2 separate regions of the Homo sapiens genome follow, and region 2 is linked to region 1. Evidence: chromatin loops called from intact Hi-C (ENCODE). Cell type or tissue: chondrocyte. All regions are shown on one strand. Links, peaks and the distances in the headings refer to the core of each region. The heading gives the core; the rest is flanking DNA.

The links. Hi-C counts contacts between places; a loop is a spot of excess contacts. Peaks named below come from ENCODE experiments on the same cell type or tissue, not always from the same donor. Only the 100,000 strongest peaks of a DNase experiment are listed, where the experiment ranks them.
Region 2: it touches region 1 in a loop (5-fold over the local background); 59 of 110 quality-filtered maps call a loop at or near these places.

The regions. Positions count from the first base shown.
Region 1 is chr6:53,719,077-53,734,169 of GRCh38, reverse strand. LOC124901334 (a long non-coding RNA gene) reads right to left here and starts at 7,399. Exons shown (of 3, transcript XR_007059620.1): 1 at 7,215-7,399. RefSeq lists an enhancer at 3,419-3,936 and a silencer at 11,230-11,415. In chondrocyte, for the core only: CTCF peaks have their summits at 5,171, 5,400 (motif pointing right), 7,953 and 8,156 (motif pointing right); a DNase peak (open chromatin) is centred at 8,154.
Region 2 is chr6:53,947,731-53,962,823 of GRCh38, reverse strand. The region is part of intron 1 of LOC101927189 (a long non-coding RNA gene); the gene reads right to left. Among named protein-coding and RNA genes, the nearest start is that of MLIP-IT1, 44 kb to the left of the region's middle. RefSeq lists an enhancer at 466-966. In chondrocyte, for the core only: CTCF peaks have their summits at 6,332 and 6,551 (motif pointing right); a DNase peak (open chromatin) is centred at 6,541.

The sequences.
Region 1 (15,093 bases), core at 2,327-10,326:
GTGTCAACAACAAAACAAAATGTAATGAAACAACAAAATGTCAAAGACAAAGATCTTCATAAGCAAAAAGTCAGTTAACCAAAATGAACAATAATTACATTGATATAAGCAACACTGTAAGTGTACTAATATCTTTGAGATGCATAGTTATCAAACTAAAGTTCTATGCCCAACTAAACCATCATTAAATAATAATAACAATTGAGAGTGCACCCCTAAAGGACCCTACTAGTAGATGCAATTCAGGAAGAACAAGGCTGACCTCAGAAGGAAGGAGTGAGATGCAGAAAGGTAGAGTAGGCAAGGAAATTAGTAAAATGTAAATAAATCTAAATAGATCTTGACTAAAGTTCTAGTCCAACTAAACCATCATTAAAATAATAATAATTGAGAGTACACCCCTAAAGGACCCTACTAGTGGATGCAATTCAGGAAAAACAAAGTTGAACTCAGAAGGAAGGAGTGAAACCGGGCGTGGTGGCTCACGCCTGTAATCCCAGCACTTTGGGAGGCCAAGGCAGGCAGATCACAAGGTCAGGAGTTTGAGACCAGACTGACAAATATGGTGAAACCCCATCTCTACTAAAGTAAATACAAAAATTAGCAGGGCGTGGTGGTGCGCGTCTGTAGTCCCAGCTACTCGGGAGGCTGAGGCAGAAGAATTGCTTGAACCCGGGAGGTGGAGGTTGCAGTGAGCCGAGATCGTGCCACTGCACTCCAGCTTGGGTGACAGAGTGAGACTCTTTCTCAAAAAAAAAAAAGGAAGGAGTGAGATGCAGAAAGGTATAGTAGGCAAGGATATTAGTAAAATGTAAATAAATCTAAATAGATCTTGATTATAAGCAGCAACATCATGATAGTGATTGATTTTGTGATTATACAATAGGATGGAATTAAAACAAAATGGAAGAGATTATTGGCTTAGAGTGTTCTAAAGTCTTTCTATTCTTTGGGAGGTAGATAGAGATATTTGTTAACTTTAGACTTTGAAATTCACATTTGCATGATCAAGTTGTAAGTATCATCACTAATACAAATGAACTGTATAATTTTCAAACCAATAAAGTGCTCTTAAAAAGCTCTGTGTTCTAGTGCAGTTGACAAAGTATTTCACAGCACCAGAGCCAACGTTTTTCTACCTGTTTTATAAAAGATCCTCCCCATCCTCCAAGCAGACTTAGAGGTTTTCTCCTCTCTGCTCTTGGGTATCTTGGCCAAATCTTTAGAGCAAGTGTAATGGCCAATTTCTTGGGTCAATTTCCTATGCCTCCTCATCATTGTGTCCCAGTGCCTGGCATATACCAGGCACTCTCATGTTTGAAGAAGGAATGGATATGACTTGCTCAAGTTCACACAGCTCTCAAGTGGCAGATAAAAAACAGGGACCCAGATTTTACCTCTTCCAGGTTTGTTCCATCCTTTGACACAATCTGAAAAAAAAAATTGCATTTTAAAAAAAAGTTGTATTTCAAGAACACAGTAGCTGCTTGATTAAAGCAAAAAGAAATCACTCTGAGGTGAAAAGCAAATGAAGGGAAAGAAATTTCATACCAGTAACCGTTGTCAGTCTATTGTTAAAAAAAAAAAAAAAAAAATCCACACTTTGCAGGTTGTGCTAGTGACTGAGCCAAGTCCCAGAACAGGCTTTTGGAATGACTGCCTTTTCCAGGGAAAACTTGACCACATTCACCTCGAGGTAGTCTCTGCTGGGGCATGATCCTAGGGAACTGAGAAGGCCCTCACCCACCAGCTTATCACTGCTAGGAAGTAAAACCTTCAAATATCCCTTGTTGCAATACAGGAACCTACTGGTGATCTGCTAAAGGGGTGGAAGGTGGAAGGGCTGGGAACTTCCTCACGGAAAATTCTGCATTGAAATAGCAAGGAAGGAAAAGTAATTGAAGGGAGAGTAGAGAAAAAAAATGGTGAAGATAGCAAATGCTTGGAGCTGGCTTTTTTCAGATTTTCAGCCTCAGTAACCCATATTTTAAAAGTGGAAACCACATTTGACCTTCCCTTATCTCACATCAAGATTGAAGACTCAGGAGGAAGTGGATCTTTTGAGATTCTTTGACTAGCACCAGATGACTGCATTAGAGTCTCTGAAATGCAAAACTATGTGATCCATGTGATATTTTCTCCAATCCTGTCTTATGAGTTGCAGAGCCAAGAGAAACAGATGGAGAAGGAAAATTATCGCGAAGTAAGCTTTCCTTCAAGAGTAGAAAGGTAACAGATGCCAGTAAAGGGAGGAAGGAATGAGTGCAGGCAGCTCTGGACAACAGGGAAAGGTAGGAGCTGAGAGTGGGTTTAGTTTGGGTTCATGTCTAAATTTACTAATCATCCAGTCACAGTGGTTCCCATCTGTAATCCCAGCACTTTGGGAAGCCAAGGCAGTAGAATCACCCAGGAGTCCAAGACCAGCCTGGGCAACATAGCGAGGCCCCATCTCTATTTCTAAAAATATATATATTTTTTTTTCTTAAATTTTAAATAATAAACTTACTGATGTCAGAGCCATGTGATATCTAGACATATGCCTTTGGCAAGAGGATTAAAATTCTTTTTTTGAGATGGAGTTTTGCTTTTGTCACCCAGGCTGGAGTGCAATGGCACGATCTCAGCTCATTGCAACCTCTGCCTCCCAGGTTCAATTGATTCTCCTACCTCAGCCTCCCAAGTAGCTGGCATTACAGGCGCCCACCACCACGCCCAGCTACTTTTTTTGTATTTTTAGTAGAGACAGGGTTTCACCATGTTAGCCAGGCTGGTCTCAAACTCCTGACCTCAGGCGATCGCCCACCTCGGCCTCCCAAAATGCTGGGATTACAGGCATGAGCCATCCTTCCTGGCCTAAAATTCTTAAATACAGCCTGGTTCATCCACTTAAACAATCCTTTCTCTCCTTTACCTGTCTCCCATATAAAGAAACACCAGAAAGAAAACATGCTCTGCAGAAAGACTAAAAGAAGTTAGAGAGAGAGAGAGAGAATGTGTTTGTTGTGTTTTCAAGAGTGGACTGAGGAATTTTGGCAGCAGGAATATGTAACATTTCTGCCACAGTGGAGTGACTAGGGTTAACTTTTTATTTCAGCCTTCCACTTGGAGGTCAGGTGAAGTTCTTTGTTTTCATTCATCTCCTTTGACACTTTTCACAAGATCATGGAGCTTTGCCAGAAAGGGACTTCACAACTGTCATAACATTTTAATCTCTCCAGGCCTGGGACAAGGTGGAAACCTACAGGTTCCCAAGGAGATTGTTTTCATCATTAGCATTTCAGCCAAAGCCTTAATGCTGCAAAAAGAAAGCATAATGTGGAGCAAGAGTTCCTGCTTTGGCCTATTCTGACTCTAGCTCTCCAGGGCTCTGATGAAGTCCATTGTGATCTAGCATTAGAAAAAAAATAAAAAATAAAAAAAATTTTTTAAAAAGCCTTCTCTCTTAAGCCTTGCTGCTATTCGTACTGGCTCAAAGTGCATGGTTTAATACTTGTAGCTATGAATACTTGCATATTTCCAAAGGCCTTACCGTACACATTTATTGGGAAAAATCTCTATTTTCTCCCAAGTGGGTTTGAGGTAAAAAGAATCCAGTAAATAGCTACGCATTTCATTAGACTGGATGAGGGTGTGGATTGCTGTCATTGTTTGCCCAAGTGAACTGCTGCTGTAAAGAAGCCCCTTACAAAATGTTACCTGCGGGACTGCTTTCATGTCTTCATTAACAACAGACACTTGGCATTAGTGAATCAACCACTGTGTTAATTAGAACTCAGACTTGCAGCCTATCCTCAGCTCATAGAATAAACACTGTTTTCCTTTGACCTAATTACAAGATGTTCTTAAACATCATCATTTTGTAAAAGAAACCATGACTACAAATTGCTTTGTGAACCATGCACATTGTTGGGACTCAAAATGTGTCTGCAGTTTGGAGAAAGTGTTTGCAGTTTGCCAGCAAAAATGCAGTCCATACGAAACAGTGGTGTATACAGGCAATGGGAATGATCTTTTTGCAGATATTATACACTTTTCTCTACCTTCCCTTACCTTCCGCATCACATAGCCCCTATCTAAAAAAAAAAAAGAAAAAAAAGAAAAAAAAAAAAGGTTGTCAGATCAGAATCCGAATAGCCTTTTATCTTATCAACAGATTTTATTTGGTAGGTTCCCCACAGTTGCTGGCTTTGGTGACATTTCAGATTAGGTTGTCATTTCTTCCCTTAAGCCCCAACAACAGCTTTCTATCGTCATGATTGATTAAAAAGCCCAGCAAACAAATAAGCAAATTGCTACACCACCACTATCAACCACGATAAAACTCAGAAACAAAAATATTTTCTTTAAGCCAAAGAGAGTTGATTAAATACCTCATAATGTACTGTGGGTCAGCTGTATTGGGCCACATTGGGTCATTATTGTAGAATTTTATTTTAATATGAACCCTGAGGGACTGTAATGCCTAGAGCCTTACTCAGCCCTGATCTCCCCAAATGCTCCAGTACCGTAAGGAAAAATATCTAGAGCAAGCCTGTCCAGTCCCCGGCCTGCAGGCCACATGCAGACCAGGACGGCTTTGAATGCAGCCCAACACAAATTCGTAAACTTTCTTAAAACATTATGAAATTATTTATTTATTTATTTATTTTTAGCTCATCAGCTATCATTAGTGTAGTGGTTTTATTGTTTTGTTTTGTTTTGTTTTGTTTTGTTTTGTTTTGTTTTGTTTTTGAGACGGAATCTTGCTCTGTTGCCCAGGCCGGAGTGCAGTGGCGCGATCTCGACTCACTGCAAGCTCCGCCTCCCAGGTTCATGCCATTCTCCTGCCTCGGCCTCCCCAGTAGCTGGGACTACAGGCGCCCGCCACCACGCCCAGCTAATTTTTTTTGCATTTTTAGTAGAGACGGGGTTTCACCACGTTAGCCAGGATGGTCTCGATCTCCTGACTTCGTGATACGCCCGCCTCGGCCTCCCAAAGTGCTGGGATTACAGGCGTGAGTGTAGTATCTTTTATGTGTAGCCCAAGACAATTCTTCTTCCAATGTGGCCCAGGGAAGCCAAAAGATTGGACACCCTTGATCTGGAGTATGAAAGAAAAAAACACATTTCAAGCGGCCTGTGGGATGCTGCCAGGAACCCCTCCGAGATTTCTAGTGCTGAGGACTCTGTTCTTCAACACACAAACCTCCTTCTGGGGAGGTGTTCTTGCTGAATATAACTACAGACCCTTGAGCAAAGGACTCCCTTACAGAAAACAGTGGCGAAAAGCTGAAATAATAACTGGGTAATATACAGGTTATTATACAGACTGGCATTCCAATACCACTCTGGAGAGCGTTGACATAGCAGTTCCAAAGACAATCTTTAAAAGTGTTCTGCCACAGGGCCACCGCTAGAGGGCAGAGCAGACCACTTCTGTTTTCAGACGCTTTCTCCGGAGGGGAAATTGAAAAGTTTCCTTTGAAGGATGAGCTGAATGCTGAGCAGACCTTCACACTTAAAAGCATTTCCACCCCTGCACTTCACCCTTCTAGGAGCAGAACAGTGGGTGGGCAGGCAAGCACTACTACGTAAATTGCATTGAAACAGGATTTCATTGGAAGAAAACACTCTTCCAGTGAAATCTGAAGTTTCATAACTTTGATAACTTTCATTTACTAAAATATTTCAGCCCTTTCCATGTGCCAGAGACTGTACTGAGAACTGGGGATATAAACACAAGTATTTCTTTGTTATTTTCCTCTATAGGTTTACGGTGTAGGTGGGCAGACAGACAAGTGAATTAATCAAGAGACAATAATGTCCCAAATGCAATATGAGCTCAAAGGAGGGGAACTGGGATTTCAGGTGGGGTGAGCAGATGGGATGGCTGAGAGTGTTGGAGGCTCAAAGGCCAAATCAGAAGTCACTGGGTGAAGGAGAGAGAAAAGAAAAAGAGGGAATTTTTTTTTTGAGAAACTGTTTTCTGTATAATAATATATAACCGAGAAAATTAATATCCAAATGCAAAATAAAAGAAAAAAGCCAATAGCTAGTACTAAAACCTGTTGTTTTTTAACCATAAACTTCTAGTTTTCAGAAGATTTGGGGTAAAAACAACTTAGGAAGAAAACAGCATAACCACGTTGACCTGAAATGAGCCCATCTGAATATCATTCCTATTGTGTAAGCAGAGTTACACCCGGGAATGCCACGAACCAGACTGGGTAGTCCTCTAGGAATGATGAGGGCTGATGGCTGCTATGTGAGGGTGGTCTCCTCACAGCAATCTTGTTGGAATGTCCCCATTCCTCTGACACACCACCAAATGCACCTGGAATGATGAACGCTAATGTGGTTCTCAAGCCATGCTACACGTTCACATCAATCAGGGAACTTTCAGATGTCCAGCTCTCTCTCTACCTCCCTGTTCTGATTCAATGTTTGAAAACTCTCTAGGTTATTTTACAGTGCAGTCAGGGTTGAGGCCTACTGAGTTATACACTGGTGATATTTCACAGGGGAAACATAAGATGACAGCTAGGGACGCGGGCAATATCATTTTCTTTTAGCACCAGGAAATAATTGAACCTTCTACTTTAATATTATGTGACTTTTTTTCTGAGATTACAATCTACACCTCAGTTTTGTTTGTTTGTTTGTTTTGAGATGGAGTCTTGCTCTGTCGCTCAGGCTGGAGTGTGGTGGGGTGATCTTGGCTCACTGCAACCTCTGCCTCCTGGGTTCAAGCGATTCTCCCACCTCAACCTCCTGAGTAGCTGGGCTTGCAGGCCTGCGCCACCAAGGCTAACTTTTGCATTTTTAGTAGAGACGGAGTTTCACCGTGTTGTCCAGGCTGATCTTGAACTCCTGACCTCAAGTGATCCACCAGCTTTGGCCTCGCAAAGTGCTGAGATTACAGGCGTGAGCCACCGCGCCCCAACTTATGTAATTTTTTAACTTGCACTTCAACACCTGAGATAGTTCGCAGGTAAAATACGTTATCACAAAGAAAACAATATGAAAATAGAAATGAGTATGCAGAGGGTAGATAATGTTGCAAAATGTTCATTTTTACCTTTTTCATTAGTCACTTTGTAATTTGTAAAGGGTCCCCCTCAGATAGGCATTGGAAAGCCCCTCCCTTTGGTCTCTCTCTTCAGAATCCTCTGGGTGCCTTTCTGCCCTTCCTTGAGAGTCCCAGCCTCATCACTGAATAACAGAGACAGATTTACCGGCTCCAGAGGCTCCCTCTTGGCTTCATCCTGGACTCTGGATGGCATCCTCTGCTGTGCTTTCTTATGAACGACGTGTGCTGACGGTTAGCAGTTTGGAATTCTTCATCTTAGAGCACCTACAAGGGCCAGGCACGGTGGCTCACGCCTGTAATCCCAGCACTTTGGGAGGACGAGGCGGGCAGATCACCTGAGGCCAGGAGTTCGAGACCAGCCTGGTCAACATGGTGAAACCCCGTCTCTACTAAAGTAAATACAAAAATTAGCTGGGCATGGTGGTGCATGCCTGTAGTCTCAGCTACTCGGGAGGCTGAGGCAGGAGAATTGCTTGAACCCGGGAGGCAGAGGTTGCAGTGAGGCAAGATCCAGCGCCACTGCACTCCAGCCTGGGCGACAGAGCGAGACTCCGTCAAAAAAAAAAAAAAAAAAGCATCCACACGACTGACAACCCTTACTGCTGGTACCACTCACCTCCAATTATTATGCTGACATATTACTTAATTTTGTCATGTTACTTTGTCTTTCCAAATAGCTCCTCTCCGTCAGGAGAGAGTGTGATGGGAGGGTGGAGAAAGATGTAAGAGGAGGTGGGGATAAGGGTGGTGAATCTGGCCCAGCCACATCTTTTTTTCAGCTTGCCAAGGGTGCTGAATGGGAGGTTAACGTCAAAAGGGCTGCATTCCGAACGAGTTGCTCCAAAGTGGTGTAGGGTGTACAGCAAGATTTTCTGTATTTCGGGGGCACTTTGACTCAAACTAGGGTTCAGGAAAGCCGCTGACCATTCAAGTTGATCCTCTTCTGGTCAAGAGGCTGCAGCGAGGGAGAACTCTAGCAAGAAACAGGAAACTGGAGGCCGAGAAATGGTGAGGGCTGGAGAATTCAATACTGGCAGCCCCTTGCTGCGGGAAGGCAGGGGAGCCGCTGCTCTGACACACTTGTGCCGCTAGAGGGCAGCGCAGGGCAGAGCAGCTACTCAAGCGCACCATTTGGGGAGCGCAGGATTTCAGCAGCTGGAGGAGTCACAGGGAAGCCATTCATAAAACAAGCATAGAATAAATTATCTAGCAAGGAAGGTTGCTTTGAAATATGACCAGGAAAAGGGTAGGCACCAAAGGTAACAATTGCTTTAATAACTTTGAGTAATGAGACTTTTTTTTTTTTTTTTTGACAGAGTATCTCTCTGTCTCCCAGGCTGGAGGGCAGTGGCGCGATCTCGGCTCACTGCAACCTCCACTTCCCGGGTCCAAGCGATTCTCGATTCTCCTGCCTCAGCCTCCCGTGTAGCTGGGACTATAGGCCCGCGTCACCTCGCCCGGCTAATTTAATTTTTGTATTTTTAGTAGAAACGGGATTTCACCATGTTGGCCAGGCTGGTCTTGAACTCTTGACCTCAAGTGATCCGCCTACCTCGGCCTCCTAAAGTGTTGGGATTACAGGCGTGAGCCACCGCGCCCGGCTGAGTAATGAGACTTTTCTGCAGTGAACATGGAAATAGGCTGCTTCAGAGGTAACGAGAGAAGGGAATTTTGAGATTATTTGAAACGGTGATTTATCTCAGTACAGACATGGCACATGTTCACTTCAGGGATATAAAATGAGCTAATCAGGGGCTACAGTGGCCTTCCTAAGTCTCATGAAACACTTCCAAAAACTTTCCATGCTTTCCCTAATTTTGTGCAGCAAACGATAAGAGACACTTAGGGACAGGGATTTGCTTCACATGAGAACTAGCCCAAGAAACCAACTACACGTGGACCACACAGACAGCATCTCCAAGAGTGATAGACAGTACTCAACCTCCATCGTTTCATTTTGATGGAAACAGAGTGAGTTTAAGGAAGGCTTTTGGTGAGCACGTGTTTTATATTTCTATTTCATAATGCTGGTATTTCTATCAGTCTTTCTGGAATATTTCTCCCCTAAATGCAGAGAGAATCAAAAGCAAGAAAAGTGGATTCTAGCTCTCAAAGAGTTTCCAGAGTCCTGAAGAAGCTGGAAAGTTATTCAGTCAGGTTCCTAACAGGAAGCAGATGGCATGCCCAAGGTAGGATCATTCTGGGATGGTTTATTTACTAATGCATGGGCAGAGTGCAAGGGACCCTCATGAGATGGTGCAGAAAGTAGCTCAGAGCTTTAACAGCAAGCTGTCACTACACCTGAATCTGAGGGAGGGGAGGGAGTACTCATGGGGTTGCTGAAGAGAGAGTCCGTGGAGAGAAGTCCAACTTGTAAGAAGGACAGTGATCTTAGGTTGCAGCCAGCCCCAGGTGACCACACCCTCCCCTCCTCTCCCTTCTCTCCCCTTCCCCTCCCCTCCCCTTCCCCTCCCCTCCCCTCCCCTTCCTTTCCTGTCCTTTGTCCTTTGTCTCCTTTTCCCAGAGGATAAGAGGATTGGTTGATACAATCCTTTCAGGTCAGACTTCCAGGGGAGACATCAAAATGGACATAATCCCACTTACCTGAAATAAGACATGAATGTAACTGCTACTACTTGTGCAGAGGTCCACCTGGCAATACTGCAGGCCCATCTGGGCAGCATTCAAAGAAACGAGGGCTAATGGCTGGCATGTAGGAATCAGTTCCTCAGAGCAATCATGGTAATAAAATAAAGTTGAACTCTGTCTAAATGCAGTTCTTTGTAAATATGTCTTTTCTCTGGCTGCTTTTAAGAGCTTCTTTTTATCTTTGATAATATGAAATTTGATTATGATGTACTTTGGTGAGAGTTTTTTTTGTAGTTTTATTTTTTTATTTTTTGCGTGGGGCCCTTCAGGCGTCCTGGATCTATGGAACAGCACACCACATCACATATCATATCACTTTCGGAAAATTCTTAGCTAGTATCTTCTCCCCATTCTCTTTTCTGTCCTTCTGGAACTTTAATATTAAATCTCCTCTTTTTTTTTTTTTTTTTTTAGCTTGTCTGTGATATTTCCCATTTATTTTGTGTCTTCGTACTATAGTCTGTGTAATTTCTTCAGATAATTCTCAGTACACCAATACTCTCTGCCTGCACCTAATCTGTTGTTCAGTCCATCCATTGAATGTTGTTTTCATTTGTTTTGTGTGAGGGCAGTGGGAGGGGTGAGCGTACAATTGTTTCTTTTGAAATCTACCTAGTCAGTTAACAGTCTCTTCCTGGTATGTAATTCTGATTTCCTAATTTCTTCCTCAAACTTCTAAATCATTTATATTCTGCAAACACTAACGTTAACATCTGAAATCTTTGTAAATGTGATTCCTCTGCAGGTTTTCTTAGCTAACTCCTGCTTATTGGACTTTGTTTCCTTTTTTTACAAAAAAAAATTATTTGATTCTGTGAGTTCATAGTTATTGGAGCATTATCTGCAGGAATGCTGTATGTCTGGGTTGTTGTTGGTTTACCCAGAAAGAATTTATGTTTGCTTTGGCCAGGAGCATAAGGGAGAAGAATGCTACCAGCCTGGTACTACTACTTTACCTTCTTGGCTTGGGATTTGGAGAGACCATGCAAGCAGTGTGAGTTGGAGCCCCAAACCTGCACAGAAGTTTTTTGGTGTTTGTTTGTTTGTTTGTTTTTGATACAGAGTCTCACTCTATCTCCCAGGCTGGAGCACAATCTTGGATCACTGCAACCTCCGCCTCCCGGGTTCAAGCAATTCTCCTGCCTCAGCTTCCCAAGTAGCTGGGATTACAGGCATGCACTATCACACCTGGCTTATTTTTGTAATTTTTTATAGAGACGGGATTTCACCATGTTGGCCAGGCTGGTCTCAAACTCCTGACCTCAGGTGACTGGCCCACCTCAGCCTCCCAAAGTGCTGGGATTACAGGCGTGAGCCACCACACCCAGCCGCCAGGAGCTTGTTCTTACTATGCGTTCTTAGGAGAGGTGGGTTTTGTTTGTTCGTTTGTTGTTGTTTTCCATTTTACTTAGAGGAAAGGTCAAGACCAGCAAAGTTTTTTACTTTCAGTCTTTGTGGGGCAGCCCTTTGAAATCGTAGCTTAAATGGGGCTTTCTGAACTGAATATCACCTTGCAAGGTCCCTGCCTCCCATGTGGCCCTGCATCCCATGTAGCTCTTGAAATCAGAGTTCCAGGTCCCAGTGCATGGAAAGATGCCCTTTAACCCATCCACGGCCTTGATGCCATGTCCTCTCTGCATCTGTGCCATGTCCGTAGTCATGCATGGACTGCCTTTGAAGACCTTATTCCCTTGTCACTGTGAACTGTCTATTTTAAAAGATTTTTTTTAAGTCTTAATCTAGCATTTGTAGTTAGGTTAGCAGTGATATTTTTAGGATGTTTTCTGCAATATTCCCAGAAACTCTCAGATCTTAAATAAGAGATCTATGATAGTAGCTTTTTAAAAATTATTATCACTTTATGCTGGATACTGGCTAAACGCTGAATATCTTATCTCATTTAATCCTCAGAACAATACTACGAAGAAGGAATAATCAATTCCACACTTTATAAAGGAGGAAAATAAGGTTCTGAGAAATTAAGCTGCCAGGAGTTATGCCATAGTTATGAATTGGTGAAACCAATTTGTCTGATGACCAAGTCCATGTTTTTATCCACAATAAACAGTTATTATGGTGCTATCTTAAAGCTTTGGAGACTATTTAGTAAATGTTAGCACATCTCTTCTTCCCTAAGTGCTCAACCAAGCTCTTTTTTTTTTTTAAACCACAGCCAAACTTAAAACAGCCTGTATCAGTTAGAGTTCACACGGGAAAACAGAGCCATTCCAAGTCTTATAGGGATTTGGGGTTTAATACTGAAATTGAAGCTTACAGAATGTGAGAGGAGCTGGGTAGTACAGGAGGTCTGGATGGAGAGTTGGAGGATCAGAGAAAGTTGCTAACCTCCTTGGGCTGCAGCAAGCTGGGTGGGAGGGTGACAGCTTGTGGAAAGATGTGGAGAAGCTGTGTACATGGGCCACCAACATGGGACCACCAAGGAAGAGCTCATAGAGAGGCCTGTGGAAACTTCCACCTCCATGGAACTCCCAGTGCTGTGGGCCTCAGCCAAGTGCTGGTTGGTGGGCTTTGGGCTGCTGTTGGTTGGTCAGATTACAAGTTGAGAAGACAGGCTGGACAATGAGCAGAGAACAGCCAGGCCAAGCTGGTGCCTGCTGGCCCCTCTGTGTCTATAGGTCACCGTGTCAGCCCCATAACCTTCCAGGGATAACGGCCTCTTGCTCACATCTGCCTTCCTTCGAGTTCTTCTCCTGGCAACTCTTACCCAGAATCATAGACAGAAGAGGATCGTGGTAAACAGCCCCTCGCCTTAGGAGAAGCAGTGCTGACCTGTCTGCAGACAATCCAGCACACATCTCTGTGATATCTAGATCAGGTGGCCCTTCAAATGTCTGGGACATAATATAAATACACGTTTAAAAAAAAATAAATGGGACCTAATTAAACTAGAAAAGCTTCTGAACAGCAAAAGAAATAATCATCAAAGTAAACAACCCGTAGAATGGGACAAAATATTTGTAAACTATGCTGACAAAGGACTGATATCCAGAATCTATAAGAAACTCAAATAAGGCCGGGTGCGGTGGCTCACGCCTGTAATCCCAGCACTTTGGGAGGCTGAGGCAGGTGGATCACGAGGTCAGGAGATCGAGACCATCCTGGCTAACATGGTGAAATCCTGTCTCTACTAAAAATACAAAAAAATTAGCCAGCGTGTTGGCGGGTGCCTGTAGTCCCAGCTACTCAGGAGGCTGAGGCGGGAGAATGGCGTGAACCCAGGAGGTGGAGCTTGCAGTAAGCCAAGATTGTGCCACTGCACTCCAGCCTGGGCAACACAGCAAGACTCTGTCTCAAAAAAAAGAAAGAAACTCAAACAAATCAGCAAGAAAAAAAAAAAAGAGTCCCATCAAAAAGTGGACAAAGGATGTGAGTAGACATTTCTCAAAAGAAGATATACAAATGGCCAATAAACATATGAAAAAATGGTCAACATCACTAATCATCAGAAAATGCAAATTAAAACCACAATGAGATACCACCTAGCCCCAGCCAGAATGGCCATTATTAAAAAGTAAAAAAAGAAAAAAGACACCCTCGGCAGGACCCGGTGGCTCACGTCTGTAATCCCTGCACTTTGGGAGGCTGAGGCGGGCTGATCAGCTGTGGTCAGGAGTTCGAGACCAGCCTGGCCAACATAGTGAAACCCCATCTCTGCTAAAAATACAAAAATTAGCCAGGCGTGGTGGCACGTGCCTGTAGTCCCAGCTACCTGGGAGGCTGAGGCAGGAGAATCACTTGAACCTGGGAGGCAGAGGTTGCAGTGAGCCGAGATCACACCACTGCATTCCAGCCTGGGTGACAGAGCAAGACTCTGTCTCAAAAAAAAAAAAAAAGAAAAAGAAAGAAAAAGAAAAAGGCACCTGCACACATATTTTTATCACAGCACTATTCACAATTGCAAAGACACGGGACCAACCTAAGTGCCCATCGACCAATGAGTAGATAAAGAAAATGTGGTATATATACATCATGGAATACTACTCAGCCATAAAAAAGAACTAGATTTGTTTTTTGCAGCAACGTGGATGGAGCTGGAGGCCATTATTCTAAGTGAAGTAACTCAGGAATGGAAAACCAAAAACTTTATGTTCTCTATTATAAGTGGGAGCTAAGTTATGAGTGCACAAAGGCGTACAGACTGATATAATACTTTGTAGACTCAGAAGTACAGAAGGTGGAAGGGTGAGAAGGGAGTAGGGGATTAAAAACACTATATATTGAGTATAATGTACACTACTCAGGTGACAGGTCTACTAACACCTCAGGTTTCACCACTGTACAATTCATCCATATAACCAAACACCACTTATACTCCAAAAGCTATTGAGATAGATAGTTGACAGATAGATAGACAGATGCATCTGCATCTCCCTATGTATAATATATAATATAATCTATCTATATATAATAAATACATGTTTAAAGCACAGTATTACCTTTCAAAAAAATTTAAAAAAATTGATTGATTTAAAAAAAAATCAATGAACACAGTATTTGGAAGTCCACTTGATTTTATTATCACCAACGGAATTATGACACAAAGCTTAATACAACTTTTGAACTTAGGCCTGGTATTTGTCAATCAGCTAATTACCATTAGGCCACAAGACAGTCTCGCTGTTGTCTAAGAAAAACTCAGGAGCTACACATTGAAAGACTTTTAAATACTGTCATTTGCAGACTTAAGATAACTCCCATTCTGAGAACCCTGAAATGAGTTATAGTTCCATCTGACAAGATCCATAAAGAGGTTACCTCGAGTTAAAACCATTATAGGCAAATAGTCTTATTGTGGGTATTCTGTGTCCTTATGCCCTGTTCTTATTTTGCTTTGTTTTTTAATGCTTTCAGTAATTTGGTCTTCATAGAAACAAGTTCCGAAAAGTTAAATAATAAGTATTACCTTAAATACTTGAGTCAAATTTCCTATTTGCCTAAGTGAAGCCACCTTAGCCACTATGTGTATCCCAAAATATATACAACCCGTAGACCTATATCTGGTTAATCAGTGAGAATTGACCCCATCGTGTTCAAAAGTCAAGAAAAAGGATTCAAAATTGAGAATAAGTCTCAGATACCTTCCTAACTTATTACTGCCTTGGGAAAAAAAATCTTTCAGGACTAAGTAGACTCTTCTAATTTATTATCAACTCACTGATATTTCTGGAAGTATTTCTCTCTCTGCTTTCTGAGTTCTCCTTTCCGATGTTGAGAGACTTCTGAGTGTACTGCTTTTTGGATTTAGTTTTTTATGAGGAAGACTCATTTTGAAACCAAAGCTCAACAAGCCGTTGTTAAGATAAATGACTGACTAGCTAAGCAGCAGCAGGTGCCAATGTTTTCTGTCTCCACAG
Region 2 (15,093 bases), core at 3,145-11,144, 230 kb before region 1:
GCTGAGGGTGAGGCTGAGCAGAGTTTAGAACACTTACGGAGAAGTGCCTATTAAAATAGAAGTGCAGATGTTCAGTGCCCTTACTCAGAGAAGGGGAAAAAAAGAAAAGAATTCATTGATTTTAAAAAAGTTCATCTTGTCATTTTTTCTTCAATGCCATTAAATCATTGGATCATATTTATAAAATACCTGAAACTATATTGTGCCTCAGAGGCACTGAAAACATCTCTCTGGACCTTAGAAGAGTGAATGGCATTTCTTCACTCAACATGGACTCCTTGAACACTAACTGCGTGCAGATCCCCACCAGGTATTGGTGACCCAGCAGTGGCAAGGAAGCCAGGAAATTTGTATGGGCCAGTATCTTCCAACAATCCCACATCGGGGCACTCTTATCAGTAGATACTCTTCTTTTTATGTGGAACATGTAAGTTGGGGCTCAAATAGTAAAAGTTCAGGCTGAGTCCCACCTACAGATTTATTAAAGTAATACAAATTAAGCCTGGGCTTCAGCAACAACACCGGAGATCTGTGACAACACAACAAGCACAATCCCAAATAAACAGAGCCAAGGTCATAATTACTGCAACAGATTGTGGATGGCACTCAAAGCACTGAGTCGTTCACGCTTGAGAATTCCACAGCCAAGCCCTACAGTGGCGCCTGCTCTGCTCATCCACATTCCTTTCAGCATCAGATTAAATTCCAATCTCTAAGACATTCCTCCAGCCCAGTGGTTTTTCAGCTGAAGACCATAGACGCCTATGAAGATATTTTTGAGAAAACATAACTTTTAAAAAATTTTAAGGTTGTGCTTTCATCTCAAAGATTGCCATGCTGAAATTGCTTAAATTTGCTTAAATTCCAAAGAATCTGCATAACAATCTCCTCGCAAAATGTCCCAGGCTGTCCCCCCTTTGCTCTTATGTTTATGATCACGTTGAAGCCCAGGGAAGGCAAACACCACCATAAATGGAGGTTTTCCTTCCAGTTAAATGAGGGGAAAAAATGATAAGAAAATTGAGCAACAAGTTCTTTTAAGCCTCATCAAAAGAACCCACAGCATTTGGCCTACAATGTATAAATGTATTCCTCTAATCACATCTTTTTCATGCCAATTTATTTTGTTTTATTTTACAGAATAAAAATGTGTTTTGTAGTGCACTGCTAAATTGGCTCATTCAAATAACAGATGTGTGATTAAAACATTCATTGTGAAAAAGAGAAAATAATGACAGGAGTCATAGTAATGACTCAGATGATGGGCCATCATTTTCTAAATCAAAAGATTCAGGTTGATACACAAATATATTTCAACCCAGTTAAACGAGCTACCTGCAAATAAGTGTTAACTGAGTCACACTATCTGTCACTTTAATGCAATTCACTAGCTTTTAGAAAGGCAGCTTAACATAATTATTAAGTGCACACTTTCTGAAGCCAGATTTCCTGGGTTCAAAGCAAAGCTCTAATACTTAACAGTTGTGTGGACTGTATGCCTCAGTTTCTCAACTGTAAATCAGATGACCTGCCTCTGTGATAATTAAATTAGCAAAATGTAAAGCACTTAGACTATACTGTGAACACAGGAAAAACTTTACAAATGTGACTATTATCCATTTCACACAGTATTGTCTGTCTTATTTGTACATTCGGTTTAGTTTTATAGTCATATAACACTTGTGAGTATATAACTCATACAAGGAGTATATAATGAGTTTTTTATGTTTGTATATATTAATTATATTTAAATCAAAATACTGTGTAGTCAACATAGGTGAATAAGAATTGTTTGTCTTGCTCTGTTGCCCAGGCTGGAGTGCAGTGGCGTGATCTCGGCTCACTGCAAGCTCCACCTCCTGGTTCACGCCATTCCCCTGCCTCAGCCTCCTGAGTAGCTGGGACTGCAGGCGCCAGCCACCACGCCCAGCTAATTTTTTGTATTTTTTATTAGAGACGGGGTTTCACCGTGTTAGCCAGGATGGTCTCGATCTCCTGATCTCGTGATCCGCCCACCTCTGCCTCCCAAAATGCTGGGATTACAGGCTTGAGCCACCGCGCCCGGCCAAGAATTGTTTTAAATAATTGCATACTCTAGTCAAGTTTAAAAAAATCTTTTCCTAGCTATTGCTTAGCCCAGAAGCCTCACATGTTGCATAATGAGGATAGTATATTCTAGTTTCTGGGGGAAGTGTGATTTTCCTATCAAAGGCAACCTTGATAGATGATAACCAGGGATTCCTCATGCAGCTGCATTCCCGCGGATACCTCCCAAATTAAACCAATTATGGGCAACCTATCATCCTACTGTGGTTTTGAAATATGAGTCACTGAAGGGATCCACATAAGCTTCTAACAGAAAAGTTTTTAGTGAAAATGGAAACTCCATCCCAGCCATCTGGGAGGAAAGCAGCTATGACCAACACCCTGAATTGATGTCTTGGTCATTTGAAAAAACAGGTCAACTGATCCCTGCGTCTTTTGGTTCCATCTTCGACTGGCCTAGCTTAGTTTCAACTAGAAGCCTGGAACTATGTAGGAATGTGACTCCTCTGCTGGATTAAGAGGTGGGAGGCAGTTCCAAGGAAAGGAGAGGGATGAGGAGAAGGCAGACCCCTTACACTGGACCCCATATATCCCAAAATCACATTTAGTAAGCAATATTAATCAATATTGTAACAACATGCTGATAAAATAGAAATACTAAAAATTAATAAGAAAAGTAAAATGCCCAAAGTAAATGTTTTTAAGAATATGGCTAACAGCTTGACGCAGCAGCAAAACCAGATATAAGGCAGAGAAAGAAATTAGAGAGGACCTTCTCTCTCTGAAGCAAATCTGTCTCTGAAGCAAATCTTCTCTCTCTAAAGCAAATCTTCTTATCCTGGAAAGTAACCAGACAGTTGAGGTTTTGCAAAAGGAATTTTAGTAAGTGACTAAGGTAAACATGACAAGGCAATAAAAGTACCAGTTACTAAAAGAATTGAACACACACAAGGTAGCCAGTATTTTAAGCAAAGATGGGTTTTAATGAGAATATAATGCCGAATTTATCTAGATAGTGATAAAAGAGAGTTTAGCTTGCCATGAAATTAGGTGGATATTACCTGCAGGCATGGACAAGCTTCAGTCCCTTATAAAGCTACTTTTTCCGGCCGGGTGCAGTGGCTCACACCTGTAATCCTAGCACTTTGGGAGGCCGAGGTGGGCGGATCATGAGGTCAGGAGATCGAGACCATCCTGGCTAACACGGTGAAACCCCGTCCCTACTTAAAATATGAAAAAAATTAGCTGGGTGTGGTGGCCGGCACCTGTAGTCCCAGCTACTCGGGAGGCTGAGGCAGGAGAATGGCATGAACTTGGCAGGTGGAGCTTGCAGTGAGCCAAAATTGTGCCGCTGCACTCCAGCCTGGGCGACAGAGCAAGACGCCATCTCAAAAATAAATAAATAAATAAATAAATAAATAAATAAATAAATATTTTTTTTTAAAAAAAGCTACTTTTTCCGTAATTAACAAATGCAAGAGCCTACCAGTGCTAGACTGCCCAAGTTGCATAGTAAGTCCATGCTTAGAGAACCAGCAAAGCAAGAACACATATAGAAAATATTTAGAAATGTTATCACGTTTCTAAAATGGGAAAAGTCTAAACTTGGATAGACTTTTTCATGCATATTTTTTCAGGTTTGTATTATTTTATTTTGAATCATATGTGGCAGATGGGGATGGGGAGCACCATATACTTTTAGATGATAATTTAGATGTTAGTTTTCTGTTTCATGAGCAGCTGTGTGTACAGAGTACTATATTAAGTATATTTGCTGACAAAAGTGAGAAGTCACTTGAAAGGAACCTGCAATGAGGTAGGGATCGACCCCAGGCTACTTTTTTCCCCTTCTCGTCTATATTTAATTGTGAAAATGTTCAAACATATTAAAATGTTGAAAGACGTATACAATAGACACCATATACTCATGCTACAGACCAAATGTGCCCTCCGAAATTCCTATGTTGAAATCTGAGTCACTAACGTGATGGTATTAGGAGGTAGGATTTTGGGTTGCTGATTAGGTCATGAAAGTGGGGCCTTCATGAATGGAACCATTGCCTTTAAAAAATAGGCCTCAGAGAGCTCTCTTGTTTTTTAGTCTGATCTTGATCTCATGCCTTGATCTTGGACTTCCCACCCTACAGAACTATGAGCATCTAGCCCCAAGAGTTGTTCACCAGGAGCGAGCATTGAAGCCCCAAGAGTTGTTAGAGAGAGAGGTGACCTGTATAAAGCATCAGGGACTGTCCCTCTGTTTCCATTGAGATTCCCATTAGCTATCTACATTCATTCAGAAAACTTCTCAAGGTGCTTGGAGAGGCTGTTTCCTGGTCACCTTCTCACAGTATTAATGCCTTTTCAAATGAATCAACAGAACTCCATTTCCCACCTTCCCAGCTTTACTCCTTTCCCGTTTCTTATGAGGTACCTTAAACCAGGGTAATACATCCAGAGTGTTTGCAAAATAGTGAGCTTCCTGGAGTTACTTCCAAAAAAAAATGTAATGCCTAGGAAAAAAATGTTTAGAAAGCCCAACAGAACAAGCACTTTGGGAGGCCAAGGCGGGAGGATCATGAGGTCAGGAGATCAAGACCATCCTGGCAAACATGGTGAAACTCTGTCTCTACTAAAATACAAAAAATTAACCAGGCATGGTGGTGCGTGACTGTAGTCCCAGCTACTCAGGAGGCTGAGGCAGGGGAATTGCTTGAACCTGGGAGGCAGAGATTGCAGTGAGCTGAGATCGTGCCACCGCACTCCAGCCTGGTGACAGGGCGAGACTTCATCAAAAAAAAAAAAAGCCCAACAGAACATTTGTGGAGGTAGATTAAGAAGAATGAAGAATTACCATAGGGCAGCCTGTGTTTGGTTTAAGTACTTGGTCAGCAGAGTCAGCTGCCTAGATCTCAGTCCCAACTTGACCACTTACTAGTTCTATGATCCTGGGCAAGTTACTTAATCTCTCTGTGCCTCAGTTTCCTAATTGTAAAATGGGTTTCTTTTCAAGTACAGTGTACACTCACTCCCGGCAATATGACTGCTAGACATGAAGTGAAACCTTACCTTACAGAGCTTACAGAAAAACCTGGAGAAAATTAATTGGCCAAGCACCAGAGCCTGGAGAATGTCTGGGCCCAAGTCAAGAAGGACACATAGGAGACTGGGTAAGAGAACCATGACTTTCAACGCTGAGATTCTCAAGGCTGACATCTACAGTGAGTAAAATAGAGCCTCTCTAACCTCCATCCCTCATAGAGAAAGCAAGTAGTAATATTCACTTGGTTATTTTTGCCTTGTCTCTGGTAAACTGGCAGGAGTGGGGCTATCTTTTCTGCAAAATTAGTAACTACAATATCATAACAAACTGGGTTTGGGTCTGGAATTCACACTACTTTCATGGTTACTGCAAACCCCCAATATGAAAATTTAGCTTAAAGAGATCCCTGACCCAAGTACTTCAAATTCAGAACCTCAAATATCTCTCACAGATAAAGGTTTAAAGAAAAAAAAATTCAGACCTTACAATTAAAAACCAGAAAACACAAAGGAAACAAGTCACTTGAGTGAGAATCAGCAAAGTGATATATCCCAAGAGTAGACTCACAAACACTTCAAATGCTGGAATTATCATAGAAAATCAAAAAAGTGAGAGTTAGATCTGAAGAATTTATCTAGAAGTCATCAGAGAGAAATGAAGTGATGGAAAGATATGAGGAAAAAGTGAGAAGGCACAATAGGCAATTCAGAAGGAGGTAATTGAGAGAATGAGGAGGGCAACAATCAAAAGACAGCACCTGACAACTTCCTAATACTGATGCAAGAGTCCAGTCCTCCCATCAGGAAGCCAAGCAGGCTGAATACAGAGAAATGACACTTAGATATGTTATCATGAAACTGTAAGACACTAGAAGAGGAAAAAGACACCAAAAGCTGTTGGAGAGAAAAGATAAATTATCTACAAAGAATTTACAGTTTGATTAATAGCTAAATTCTCACAGAATAATGAAGCCAGATGCCTGTGATATAATATCTTCAAAGAGCTGAAAGAAAATAATGTCAATCCAGAAATCTAAATCCAGTGTTCAGAGCTGGTGCACAGTAGAACAGCTACAACAGACATTAAAATGTTGAGATCTCTGTCCTTACTGGCTGGTAAAGAGCTGCCAAACTGAGCCCGCCCTCTGACCAGGCACCCACCACATGGCTGCCACCACTGCCCCCTCCCTGGGCTATCCCCTATCTAGCAACTAAATGTCAGTGAGCCGTACAATGGGGAGCCTACAGAACCATTACACTCTCACTAGCCCTCCTTTCTTGGTTCTCACTTGTCCCTCTCGGTCCTTATTTCCTCCTGACTCGAGCAAGCCTACTCAAAGATGGAGAAGATGGCAGCCTTTGGACGGTGCAGGCAAGTGCCCAGAGCCTATGTGGTTCCCCAGGCTGCAGCTGCCCACCGCTAACAAGCTCTCCTTCAGAGCTGCTCTTCTGTAGCCACTGGGGGGAGCTGCAGCCCCTGTGGATTTTGCCTCCAGGAAAGTTGGAAAGGGACAGGAGGACAGCAAGGTAATAGGGACTTCCCAGCTGTCACACAGCCTGGGCTCTGCTGGTACAGCAGGCATTCCCATGGTGAGAATCTTTAATGATGGTAGATCCAGCCTATAAATTAAATCAGTAGTTACAGTCTTCCCACAGAGAACACAGAACCCAGAGGGCTTACAAGTGAGCTCTCCTGAGTATTCAAGGAACACATAATTCCAAGCTTATACTAGTTCTTTCAAAGAAAGAACAACAGGAGACACTCCCCAACTCATTTAATGAGGTTTGTGTAAACATGCTGTCAAATCAGACATGGACATTATACAAAAGTTAAATTCCAGGCCATTTAAGAACGTAGATGCAAAAGCTCTAAATAAACCAAATCAATAAATGTATAAAAGTGATAATGCACATAATCAGGTAGAATTTATTCAAGGTGCAAAATTGGTTCAACATTAGAAAAACCTAAGAATGTAACTCACCACAATAACAGATTCAGAGAAACCGTATGATCATCTTAATAGATTCAGAATAAGCTCTAATAAAACTCAATAACACTTTATGATGTTTTTAAAAAATCTCTTAGCAAACTAGGAATAAAAAGGAATTTGCTTGATCTGATAAAGCATACCAATTTTAAAAAACATGCAAATATTTTGCTTAGTGCAAAACATTAAATGGATTCCCTTTAAAATCAGAAACCAAAGCCTAATTGCTATTTTATATTTATTGTATTGGAGATACTTGCCAGTGCAAGACAAGGAAAAGAAATATAAGGTGTAAGGATCAAAAAGAATGAAATCTCTCATCATTTGCTAATAATATGATTATCTACATGGAAATTTGAAAGAATTTATATATAAAAAGCTAAAAATTAACGAGTTTAGCAAGTCTGCAGGGTGTAGGATCAATGCACAAAAACTTATTTTATAAAGCCATCCACAAATAAAAAGCAATTTAAAAGAAGATACAACTGGGGACTCTGCTTCTAATAAAAGCAAATCAGATGAATTTAATTTGCACTCGCCATCCTCTTAAAAAAACTAGAAAATCTGTACCAAATATATAATGTCTTGTAGCTCAGAGGGCAATAACATAGTAAAGGGTTCTCTGCAAAAATATTTTTAAGATGTGGCAAACCACAGTGGTCACCAGGAATAGGGATTCAGAAAGGCAAAACATAAAAGGATGGGGAAAATCTTAGTGTGCTCTATTAATATCACACAAAGTAGACATTAAAGTAAAAAAAAGACTTTAAGAGGCAATGAGGGTCATTTCATAATGATAAACACGTATTTAATGAGAAAGAGTAAAGTTTAAATAATAATATGGACTCACACTGCTGCCTGATTCCATTTCTATAAAGTGCTAAATCATATTATTTAGAAATTCTTACAGAAGTGACAAAATTGTGGAAGGACAAGAGGGAGAAAAGGAAGTGAGGCAGTTTTCTAAGGTCCGAATAATGATTGTGTTTCAGGTAGAGGAAGTGGGTTGTGAACAGGCAGAGGCACTCAGCAAGCTTCAGGCAATGTTCTGTTTCTTAACCTGAGCAGTGATTATATGCGTGTTTATAATAATTCATTAAGCCATGCAATTTTTATGTATGTCTTTTATAAGAACAAGGTTTAGAAATTGACACTTGTAACAGCTACAAAAATAAAGCTTTTGCAGAAAATTATAACTCTATGGAAAGGTATTAAAAAGACCTAAGTGGAAAAACATGGATAGAAAGATTCAATTCTGTGAAGATATCAATTCCATCCAAATTATCATATAGATTTAATGTAATATACATTGAAACCCAAACATGTATAAATTACAAAATCAACCTGACAAGTTGATTTTGTAATATATATGAAAGAGAGAAGAATGCTTAAGTCAAGGTTCAAACAGAGAAGCAGAGGAAGAAATATATATATATATATATGAATATATATGTGTGTGTGTATGTATACACACATACATACAGAGAGAAATACAGAAACAGAGAGGCAGACAGGGACAAAGAGAAACAGCGAGAGACACAGAAATTTATTGCAAGGAATTGGCATACATGATTGCAGGGGCTGGTTAAACAAGTCCCAAATGCATGCAGAAAGTCGTCATGAGCACAATGAGACTTCACAGGAACAAGCCACAGCTCTCATCCACAGGTGGAATTTCTTCTCTCTCCTGGGGAAACCTCAGTCCTGCATTTAAGGCCTTCTAACAATTCAATCAGGCCTACCCAGATAATCCAGAATAATCTTCCTTACTTGAAGTCAACTGACTTAAGAGCTGTAATTCCATAGGCCGAATTCTTTCACAGCAGTACCTGGATTATGTTTGTATAACTGGCCTGTAGCCTGACCAGGTTGACAGATCAAAAGCGCCATCACAAACAGACAAGGCCTATCTACCAAAATAGGTAGACTTGACTCCCCAGGTATCCAGGCTTATAACACTATATTAATTAGGACCATAGAATCCTGGGTGGACTCCAACTAAAGAGATACAGAGATGTACTCTTCTGGCATGCCATGCTTCCTGTCCCGAATCCTGGTGCCAGGACAGCCTCTTCAGATATGAAATGCTTACCTGATCAAGCATTTTGGGTATTATACACACAAACATGCACACACAGACATTCCACATGGATTAAGAAATTAAAATGTTAAATGTAATTTTTTAAATATTTAGTAGAGCATCTAGGAGAATGGATTTATGACTTCAGAGAAGGGAAGGATTTCTTAATGCAAACCATAAAGGAAAGCATTGGTATATTTGACTACATTAAATTTTTAACAACTTCTGTATATCCTACTCATCAAAGACGTCACCAAGTTAAAAGACAGGCCACAAACCAGGAGACAACATTTGCAATACACTTGACAAAGTACTTCAAATAAGAAATGCCTATTACATAATGAGAACAATAAACTCCATAAAAGCAGGCAAGACAGGAATAGGAATTTCACAAAAGAGGAGAAGAGTACCTATAATTCCTAAAAAGAGACTCAACCTTATGAAGTCAGGAATTGGATTAGTCAGGAAATGCAAATTAAATATCAGGTATAATTTCATATATTTATTGTGAGAGATCAGACATCATTTCACAAATATATTGTGAAATATGCATATATGCATGACCACCAGATTGAAAAAAAGATAAAAGATAGTACTGACAGTAAGAAAGGATATGTAGCGATAGGAATTCTTAAACACTGCTGAAGTGATTATTAATAGGAAAATACATTGAAAAATATTTTGGTGTCCCTTAGTAAATTGGGCATGCATTTATTCTTCCACTCAGTATTCCTATTTCAAGGATTGTAACCAAAGAGAAACTCTTGCAGAAGCACTTCAGAAGCCGTGTTTAAGAATGATCATGGCCGGGCGCGGTGGCTCACGCCTGTAATCCCAGCAGTCTGGGAGACCGACGTGGGCGGATCACCTGAGGTCGGGAGTTTGAGGTCAGCCTGGCTAACATGGTGAAACCCCGTCTCTACTAAATATACAAAATTAGCTGGGCATGGTGGCACATGCCTGTATTCCCAGCTACTCGGTAGGCTGAGGCAGAAGAATCGCTTGAACCCAGGAGGCGGAAGTTGAGGTGAGCCGGGATCACACACCACTGCACTCCAGCCTGGGCAACGGAGTGAGACTCCATCTCAAAAAAAAAAAAAAAAAGAATAATGATCATAGGCTGTCTGTGGTGGTTCACAACTGTAATCCCAGCACTTTGAGAGGCTGAGGTGGGAGGATTGCTTGAAGCCAGGAGTTTGAAACTAGCTTGAGCAACAAAGTGAGACTCCCATCTCTACAAAAAAATAAAAAATAAGAAAAAGAATAATCATAGAAGCAGCATTCATAATAGAAAAAATATCTTGATGTCAATCATGAGTAGAACTAATATATTAGTTTTGATACATTCATGCTACAGAACATTATACAGTGGTGAACAAAAGGCCAACTACCAATATTAACATGATGAATCTCAAAAATATATGTGTAAGCACAAGATACAAAAGAGCACAGACTATACATTATATAAACATCAAAAACAGGCAGAACTAATGTGTCAATTAGTGGAATATGTATGTGAGTTAAAACTAAAAAGAGAAGCAAGAGACGGATAAAAATTCTGGAGACTTGCCCTGTCTGGAGTGTGGGCAGAGAAGGGTACATGATCAGTTAAGGCAGACAGAGGAATTCGGAAACATTGACAATGTTCTGTTTCTTGAGATGGATGGGATGTATGTGGGTGCTTATTAGATTTCTATTATTATTCTTTTAAATAAAAATTAGCTATGTGTGCATTACATTTTTTAATAACTTTTAAGTTCAGGACTACATGTGCAGGATTGTTATATAGGTAAACTTGTGTCATGGGGGTTTGTTGTACAGATTATTTCATCACCGAGGTATTAAGCCTAGTACCCATTAGTTGTTTTTCCTGATCCTCTTCTTCCTCAAACCCTCCACCCTCCAATAGGTCCCAATGTCTGTTGTTGCCCTCTATGTGTCCATCTGTTCTCATCATTTATCTCCCCCTTATAAGTGAGAATATGTGATATTTGGATTTCTGTTCTTATATTAGTTTGCTAAGGATAATGGCCTCCAGTTCCAGCCATGTCCCTGCAAAGGACATAATCTCGTTCTTTTTTATGGCTGCATAGTATTCCATGGTGTGTATGTACCACATTCTCTTTATCCAGTCTACCATTGAAGGGCATTTAGGTTGATTCTATGTCTTTGCTATCGTGAATAGTGTTGCAAGAACACACGCATGCACTTGTCTTTATGATTAAACAATGTGTATTCCTTTGCTTATATATCCAGTATTGGGATGGCTGGGTGGAGTGGTAGTTCTGTTTATAAGTCTTTGAGGAATTACCACACCACTTCCCATGATGGTTGAACTAATTTACACTCCCACCAACAATGTATAGTGTCTCCTTTTCTTTGCAACCTCACCAGCATCTATTTTTTTTCACTTTTTAATAATAGCCTTTCTGACTGGTGTGAGATGGTATCTCATTGTGGTTTTGATTTGCATTTTTCTAATGATCAGTCATGTTGAGCTTTTTTTCATATGCTTGTTGGCTGCATGTGTGTCTACTTTGGCAAACTGTCTGTTCATGTCCTTTGCCCAGTTTTAATGAGGTTATTTGTTTTTTTCTTGCAAATTTGTTCAAGTTCCTTATAGATGCTGGATATTAGGCCTTTGTCAGATGCATATTTGCAAAAATTTTCTCCCATTCTGTAGGTTGTCTATTCACTCTATTGATAGTTTCTTTTGCTGTGTAGAAGCTTTTTTGTTTAATTAGATCCTATTTGTTAATTTTTGCCTTTGTTTCAGTTGCTTTTGGCATCTTCGTTATGAAATTTTTGCCTGCTCCTATGTCCAGAATGGTATCGCCTGGGTTGTCGTCCAGGGTTTTTATAGTTTTGGGTTTTACATTTAAATCTTTAATCCATCTTGAGTTGATTTTCGCATATGGTGTAAGGAAGGGGGTCCAGTTTTAATCTTCTTCATATGGCTAGCCAGTTATCCCAGCACCTCTTATTGAATAGAGAGTCCTTTGTCCATTGCTCGTTTTTTTCAGGTTTGTCAAAGATCAGATAGTTTTATGTGTGAGGCATTATTTTTTGGGTTTTCTATTCTGTTCCACTGATTTATGTGTCTGTTTTTGTACCAGCATCACGCTGTTTTGGTTACTGTAGCTCCGTAGTATAGTTTGAAGTTGCGTAGCATGATGCCTCCAGCTTTGTTCTTTTTGTTTAGGATTGCCTTGGCTATTTGGGCTCTCTTTTGATTTCATATAAATTTTAAAATTATTTTTTATAATTCTGCGAAGAATGTCATTTGTAGTTTTATACGGATATAGCTTTGAATACTTTGAATCCATAAATTGCTTTTGGCAATATGGCCATTTTAATGATATTGATTCTTTTCATCCATAAGCATGGAATGTTTTTCCATTTCTTTGTGTCATCTCTGATTTCTTTCAGCAGTGTTTTATGGTTCTTATACAGATCTGTCATCTCCCTATTAGCTGTTTTCCTAGGTATTTTATTCTTTTTGTGGTAATTGTAAATGGAATTGCATTCCTGATTTGGCTCTTGACTTGATGGTTGTTGGTGTATAGGAATGCTAATTTTTGTACCTGATTTGGTATCTTGAGATTTTGCTGAAGTTGTTGGTCAGATCAAGGAGCTTTGGTGCACAGACTATGGGGTTTTCTAGGTGTAGAATCATATTGTCTGCAAACAGAGATAGTTTGACTTCTTTTTTTTCTATTTGGATGTGTTTTCTTTCTTTCTCTTGTCTGATTGCTCAGGCTAAGATTTCCAGTACTATGTTGAATATGAGTGGTGAGAGAGGGAATCTCTGTCTATTTCTGATTTTCTGTCTAGCTTTTTCCCATTCAGTGTGATTTTGGCTGTGGGTTTTTCCATAGGTGGCTCCTATTATTTTGAAGTATGTTCCTTCAATGCCTAGTTTGTTCAGAGTTTTTAACATGAAGGCGTGCTGAATTTTATCAAAAGCCTTTACTGTATCTATTAACATGTGGTTTTTGTCCTTAGTTCTGTCCATGTGATGAATCACATTTATTGATTTACGTGTGTTGAACCAACCTTGCATCCCAGGGATAAAACCTACTTGATGGTGGTGGATAAGCTTTTTGATGTGCTGCTGGATTCATTTGCTAGTATTTTGTTGAGGATTTTTGCATCAATGTTCATCATGGATATTGGCCAAAGTTTCCTTTTTTTGTTGTGTCTCTGCCAGGTTTTGGTATCAGAATGATGCTGGCCTCATAGAATGAGTTAGGGAGGAGTCTCTTCTCCTCAATTTTTTGTAATAGTTTCAATAGGAATAGTACCAGCTCTTATTTGTACATCTGGTAAGATTTGGCTGTGAATCCATCTGGTCCTGAGCTTTTATTTGGTTGGTAGGCTATTTATTAGTGATTCAATTTCAGAGCTCGTTATTGGTCTGTTCAGAGATTCAATTTTTTCCTGGTACAGTTTTGGGAGGGTGTATGTGTCTAGAAATTTATCCATTTCTTCTAGATTTTTCTAATTTGTGTGAATAGAGGTGTTCATAATATTCTCTGATGGTTATTTGTATTTCTGTGGAGTCAGTGGTAATATCCCCTTAGTCATTTCTAATTGTGTTTATTTGGATCCTCTCTTTTTTCTTATTAGTCTAGCTAGTGATCTATTTTATTAATTTTTTTTAAAAAAGCAACTATTGGATTTGCGGACTTTTGAATAGTTTTTCTTGTCTCAATCTCCTTATGTTCAGCTCTGATTTTGGTTATTTCTTGTCTTCTGCTAGCTTTGGGGTTGGTTGGCTCTTGGTTTCCTAGCTGTTTTAGTTTTGATGTTAGTTTGTTAAATTGGGATTTTTCTGTTTGATATGGGCATTTAGCACCATAAATTTCCCTCTTAGCACTGCCTTAGCCATGTCCCAACATTCTGGTATGTTGTATCTTTATTCTCATTAGTTTCAAAAAACTTCTTGATTTCTATCTTAATTTCATTATTTACCCAAAAGTCATTCAGGAGTAGATTATTTGATTTTCATGTAATTGTATGGTTTTGAGCTATTTTCTTTGTTTTAATCTCAAATTTTATTCTGCTGTGGTCCGAGACAGTGATTTGTTATAATTTCAGTTCTTTTGCATTTGCTGAGGATTGTTTTGTGTCCAATTATGTGGTCAATTTTAGAATATGTGCCATGTACAGATGAGAATGTATATTCTGTTGTTTTCGGATGGAGAGTAGATGTCTATCAGGTCCATTTGATCCAGGGCTGAATTCAGGTCCTGAATATCTTTGTCAATTTTCTGCCTTGATGATCTGTCTAATACTGTCAGTGGGGTGTTGAAGTCTCCCACTATTATTTTATGGGAGTCTGTCTCTTTGAAGGTCTCTAAGAACTTGCTTTATGAATCTGGGTGCTCCTGTGTTAGGTGTGTACATATTAAGGATAGTTAGCTCTTCTTGCTGAATGGAGCCTTTAACATTATGTAATGCCTTTCTTTGCCCTTTCTAAACTTTGTTGATTTAAAGTCTGTTTTGTCTGAAATTAGGGTTGCAACCCCTGCTTTTTTCTATTTTCCATTTGTTTGGTAGATTTTTCTCCATTCCTTTATTTTGAGCCTATATATGTCATTGCATGTGAGATGGGTCTGTTGAAGGCAGCATACCAATTGGTCTTGGTTCTTTATCTAGCTCGCCACTCTGTGCCTTTCAATTGGGGCATTTAGCCCATTTACATTCAAGATTAGTATTTATATGTGTGGATTTGAGCCTATCATCATGATATTAGCTGCTTATTGTGCAGCCTTGTTTCTGTGGTTGCTCTAGAGAGTCACTGGTCTATGTATTTAAATGTGTTTTTGTAGTGGCTGGTAATGGTTTTTTCTTTCCATATAGGGCTTCCTTCAGGAGCTCTTGCAAGGCAGGCCTGGAGTTGACAAATTCTCTCAGTATTTGCTTGTCTAAAAGGAT